Regions from separate parts of the Homo sapiens genome. Here region 2 is linked to region 1. A link is an interaction called in ENCODE POLR2A ChIA-PET data of the cell type or tissue named here. Cell type or tissue: MCF 10A. All regions are shown on one strand. Links, peaks and the distances in the headings refer to the core of each region. The heading gives the core; the rest is flanking DNA.

Evidence for each region. ChIA-PET counts read pairs that join two places held together with the same protein. Peaks named below come from ENCODE experiments on the same cell type or tissue, not always from the same donor. Only the 100,000 strongest peaks of a DNase experiment are listed, where the experiment ranks them.
Region 2: POLR2A ChIA-PET joins it to region 1 with 5 read pairs; 4 of 35 experiments call an interaction of 5 or more read pairs at or near these places.

The regions. Positions count from the first base shown.
Region 1 is chr20:45,103,404-45,106,223 of GRCh38, forward strand. No RefSeq gene overlaps it. Among named protein-coding and RNA genes, the nearest start is that of KCNS1, 3.7 kb to the left of the region's middle. In MCF 10A, for the core only: no CTCF peak of the experiment used is centred there; a DNase peak (open chromatin) is centred at 1,598.
Region 2 is chr20:44,997,441-45,000,260 of GRCh38, forward strand. All of the region lies in intron 7 of STK4 (serine/threonine kinase 4), which reads left to right. Among named protein-coding and RNA genes, the nearest start is that of STK4, 32 kb to the left of the region's middle. In MCF 10A, for the core only: no CTCF peak of the experiment used is centred there; no DNase peak of the experiment used is centred there.

The DNA.
Region 1 (2,820 bases), core at 153-2,652:
TGCCTCCCATATATAAATCTAGTGTACTAATTTATTTTATTTTTTATTTTTTGAGAGAGATTTTTTGAGATTTATCTATAGCATATCTCAGTTTGGACTAGTCACATTTTATGTGCTCGGTAGCCACACATGGCTCGTGGCTGCCATATTAGACAGCACAGCCCTAGGCTGTGCCACTTTAGTTTTTCCCTCGAAAGAAGAAGTTAGAGCAGGAAGCTGCTTAGTGAGCATCTTGCCCAATTCCCTCATTTGACCAACAGGGAAACTGAGGCAGATTTGCCGAGAAGCAGGTCTTCTGTTTCCTGGCCTAAGAGTTTGTCTGCAGCCTTTGCTACCCCTCAGGACTCAGGAGTTTTCCCTGGAGCTGCAGAGACGGTTTCCAAAATTGAGAGAAAAGACAGACCTATTTCCCAAAGGCAGAAGAGAATGAAACCAGGATCTGGTTTCATCCCCAGATTACACAGTGAGAGGTAAATGAAGTTTTGGTGGAATCTGTGAGCCACAAGAGTGGGAAGGTGGGCCTTATGGGTGGGAAGGACGGGGCATCCCTGTCCTTCATGTACCATGGATGGTCTGTCCCCCAAATTCTCCCTCAGTCCCTGACCAGGTTTAGTCATTGGAATCCATGGGGTTTTACCTTCAGAGTAAGCTTGATTTTGCAGAAAATACAGAAAATTTTGGAATTAAGTAGACCTGGATGTGACGGGCATCTTCTAAGATGTCTCCCAGTGATGTCGGCCTCCTGGTGTTCATGCCCTTGTGCAATCCCCTCCCCTTGTGTGTGGACAGGCCTTACTGAGCTGCTTCTAATGAACAGAATATGGCAAAAGTGATGGGATGTCACTTCTCTGATTAGGTTACTTAAGGTTGTGACTTCCAGCTGGCTTTGATGAAACAAGTTGCCAGGCGGGAAAGGTAAGAAAATGAGGAGGACTTCCAGCCAACAACCAGCCAGGAGCTGCGGTATTCACTTCATTAGTCCTCAAGGAACTGACATTCCGCCAACAACCCTGTGAATTTGAAAGTGGATCCTTCTCTAATTGAGGCTCAGATGAGACTCCCACCATGGCCGACCCCTCGAGTGCAGTCTCGTGAAGCAGAGAAACTGAAGCAGAAGACCCAGTTAAACTGTGCCCGTGTTCTTGACCCATAGAAACTGTGAGATAATACATGTGTGTTGCTTTAAGCTGCTGCATTTGTGAAACCTTGTTACACAGCAATAGATAATGAATACACTGGGTTCGAATCCTGCCTTTGCCACTAAACTGGTGTGTGACCTTGGGCCAAGCACTTCTCTTGGATCTTTATCTTCCTCATCTGTAAAATGGGAACAACACCTACCTTTCAGGATTGAGATGAGGACCAGCACATGCTGTTCCCTCTCCATGAACAACTCCTCCTGCCCTTTCTTTACCCTGCATATCAGTTAGAATTTAACTTAGCTGCGGGAACAGAAACGGAATTACAGTGACTTCACTAGAGAAGAGTTTACTTTTTTTTTTTTTGGCAGGCCAGGGTAGGTACAGCTGCTCATGAATAGCCCTGAAGACCCAGGCTCCTTGTCACTTCCTCCTCCACCATTCTTATGTGACTCATTCGTGCCCACAGCTCCTCTGGGATCCTTTACCGCTTTTGTGCACACAGGCTCCTGGTATGTTTTTCCTCCTGACAGCTGGTATCTGGGGCTTTCCTGAGGCTGCCAGAGCCTGCTATGGCTCCGCACAGGGAGAACCTGAAGTACCTGAGAATGTATGTGCTCCATCTATAGAAACATTTCTTGTTTCTAGAACTGCCCTGTGGGACTTCACTGGATTTCACATCCTCACTGGCTTCTTCTCTTCCTGGTGAACTTCTGTACTCCTATAGCCATTTTTCCTGGAAACATTTCCAAAGCATCACTGTCATATGATTCTTCATCTCAAGATTTATTCTGGGGGAACCCAACTAAGACAATCCTCAAGGACACCAGATGGCTGTTCTAGTGGCAGCAGCCATGTTCCAGGAAGGACACAGGGTAAATGGATGACAGACAAAAGGCCAAGTCTATCTCCTTAGTTAGGAAAACTATAGCTTGCCATGTAGCCCCGCCTAGTAGATTTTTCTTACTTCTGATTGGCCAGTCTTGGGTCACGTGATCATTGTTTGGTGCAAGGGAGCCTGGAGAGGAAACATATTTTTAAAATTTTAATTTACCTTTAAAATTGAAATATACTGTTCCTATGGTAAAGTGCACAACAGCTGAATGATTTTTTTGTAAATAAATGTATGTATCCATTGTAACTACCACCCAGGACAAAATATGGAATGTCACTGGCACTCCAAGAGCCTGGGGGTGGGGTGGGGCAAATATTTCTAACCAGGGACACTGCTATTGGTAAGGAAGAAGGGGAGAATGGATAATTACAAGTGTTCTACTTGGCTAGCTCCTGCTAAAACTCAAGGTCTTGACCTAGATATCATCTTCAGGAAGACTTGCCTGGTTTCTAGGCTGAGTTAGGTCTCTCCTGGCCTCCCATAGCCTCCCAGACCTCTCTAGTCTGGTATATGTCATGCAACTCTCTAGCTAGGGCTTTGTCTCATCCACTAGTGCATGAGTTCTGCGAAGCACAGCCTAAAGCCTATATTAAGTGCTCAGCAAACATTTATTGAATAAGTGAGGGAGGAAAGCAAGGTTAGAGTCTGCAAAAGGAACCAGCCTCCTAGGAGACTTTCCAGAAAGGCAGAGGAGACAGGCAGTACAGATAGAGCTGACTGGGTTGGAGCTGAACTCAGAGATGGCACTGCATAGACCAGCTCACAGAACTGCTGGAACAGGGAGTG
Region 2 (2,820 bases), core at 265-2,764, 110 kb before region 1:
TAGCACTTTGGGAGGCTGAGGCAGGTATATTGCTTGAGCCCAGGAGTTTGAGGCCAGCCAGCATGGTGAAACCATGTCTCTACAAAAAGAATGCAAAAAATTAGCCAGGTGTGGTGGCGCATGCCTGTAGTTCCAGCTACCTGGAAGGCTGAGGTGGGAGGTGGGAGAATCTCTTGATCCCAGGAGGTTGAGGCCGCAGTGAGGCATGATTGTGCTGCTACATTCCAGCCTGAGCAATAGAGTGAGACGCTATCTCGAAAAACAAAGTAAAAGAAGTTTAAGACATTCTCTACCTCTAGGGAGGTTTGAATCTATTTGAGTAGAAAAGAATGTTAAATCATTGAACAAGACAATAATGTAAGAAAATACAGGGCAGTATGGGATTAGAGAAAGGGAACTGACATTTAGTGAGTACCTGCTGTCCGCCACATACTTTGCATATGTGCCATTTAATCATCACATAGACCCTGTGAAGGGTGGGTATTATTTCAGTTTTATAGATAAAAAATGGAAACTTAGGGAGGTTTACTCATTTCGGGTCACTCAGCTGGTAAGTAGCACAGTCAGTATTAGAACTTGAGCCTTTTTTATTCCAAAGCAGGGGTACCATCAAGTCTACCCGAGTCTGACAAAGAATTAAGAGCAGTGGTGGGTACTGTTGTAGTTCAGGGTGGGAGAAGGCCTCTTTGGACTGGAGATGCAAAAAGTGTTTTCCTGGAGGAGGTAGCTTCTAGGCCTGGTCCTTGAAGGACAGGTGGCATGTGGCAGGCAGTATGCTTAGTGGTTAGGAGCTTGGATCCTGGTCAGATTGCCCAGGTTTGAATCCTGGCTCCCAATTTACTAGCTTTGTGATCTTGGGCAAGTAACTTAATCTCTCTGTTCTTTTGGTTTTGTGATCTGTGAAATGGGGATACAGTACCTGCCTCATGTGTTGTGATGATTAAATGATATAATGTGTGTTACTTTGAACAATGTTCACATGTATTGAAGACAGTATGGTATGAACGTGATAAATATTAGCTATTATAATTGGGCTAGGCCAACCGTTTGCAGTCATTTCAGACCCAGTGCCCCCTTTTTATAACCAATGTATATATTTAAAAACTCTCATTACTTTTCTGGAATGAAACTCACATATAATAAAACCTTTTTATGCCCATAATTTAAAAAGAATCAATATTGTCTATGATGTGATGGAGAAAAATAAAGATAATTTATAATGAAATAATATGGCTTTCAACGTGCAGTTACTTCAGCCTGACCCAGTTTGCAGACATAATGAAATAGATACCTGTGCCTGGCATCATGAATGAGTTTAGATTTAAGAGCTGTAAGAAAATCAGAAACTAGCCAGGTGCAGTGGCTCATGCCTGTAATCCCAGCACTTTGGGAGGCTGAGGCAGGCGGATCACTTGAGGTCGGGAGTTTGAGACCAGCCTGGCCAACATGGTGAATCCCCATCTCTACTAAAACAATACAAAAATGAGCTGGGCGTGGTGGCGCATGCCTGTAATCCCAGCAGGAGGCTGAGGCAGGAGAAGCACTTGAACCCGGGAGGCAGAGGTTACAGTGAGCTGAGATTGTGCCACTGCACTCCAGTCTGGGCAACAGAGCAAGACTCCATCTCAAAAAAAAAAAACAAAGAAAAGGAAAAGAAAATCAGAAACTACGCCATTTAAGAAATACAGTAAAAAGAATGAGTGGACACTAGCATGAAACTGATGTTAAATAATAACAGGCCAGATTTATTTGTCTCTTATTACAGAAGGTGGGATATGATCTTACAGATTTTCTAAGTGGAAAGAACAAGGCAATATGATATTATTGCAAATGAGCTGGGTCTTATTTCTAAGTGGATTGCCAAATTCTTTTTCTACCTGGATGGGGTAGTGACAAAATGTTACGGAAATGTATCTCCTGTGTTGCATTCTGACCACATTTTGAGGTATACTGTCCATCTCTGGAGTTCTTACTTGGAACTTGTATCCTTTGACGGGTGATGGAGAACAGAGAATGGATTGCCAAGAAACAATGGGGACAATATTGGAGTAAGTTTGGAAGACAACAGGCAATTCCCCAAAAAGAATTTCCATATGTAACTTTCACAGCATAGATTTCTTATCACGTGCTACAAATACAAACAATAAAAACATATGATGGTATTAATATTAAAAACTTATAAAGCAAATTTTATTAATGAAATTCAGCAATACCCCTTTGTTTCAAGTATCTTTGGTGATTGAATAATATTTGGGTCAAAATCTGTTACATATATATGATCAGTTTTAGTATGTCTGCAGCAACTGCATTTTTGCACTAAAATCCTTTTTACCTAAATGTGTAGTTGGAAATGCTACCATAGAAAGAACAAGTCAGATGAGTAGATTTTTCAGTGATTTCTAAATAATTTCTTTATTCCATTAAGCTCCCCTCTCTAAAATCACCTCCCAAATCACTGGCCTTTTTGCATATCTCTTGAAAACATTTTTTTAGTATTATCTACTAAGGTGTATACACACCCTGAGACATTTGAAAAATGTGCAGAATCTGCCACAGTTCATGGTCGTACAGGACAGTTCTGTACTTTGCAAAATTGCTAATGTCCCATGCCATTTGTGCTCACCAAACATTGTGGCAGCTATAACATGTTCCCAACATGTTTACACAAGTTCCTCCAGGAGATGATACTCCCTATTGAGAATCGCTAGATTTGACAGAGAGAAATGGCATAGGCATTTCAGCCAGGCTGAAAAAGATAGGCAAAGACTGAATTTGCTCTACTCAGAGTTATAAAGCGAGTGTGGTTTAGCTGTTGTCCGA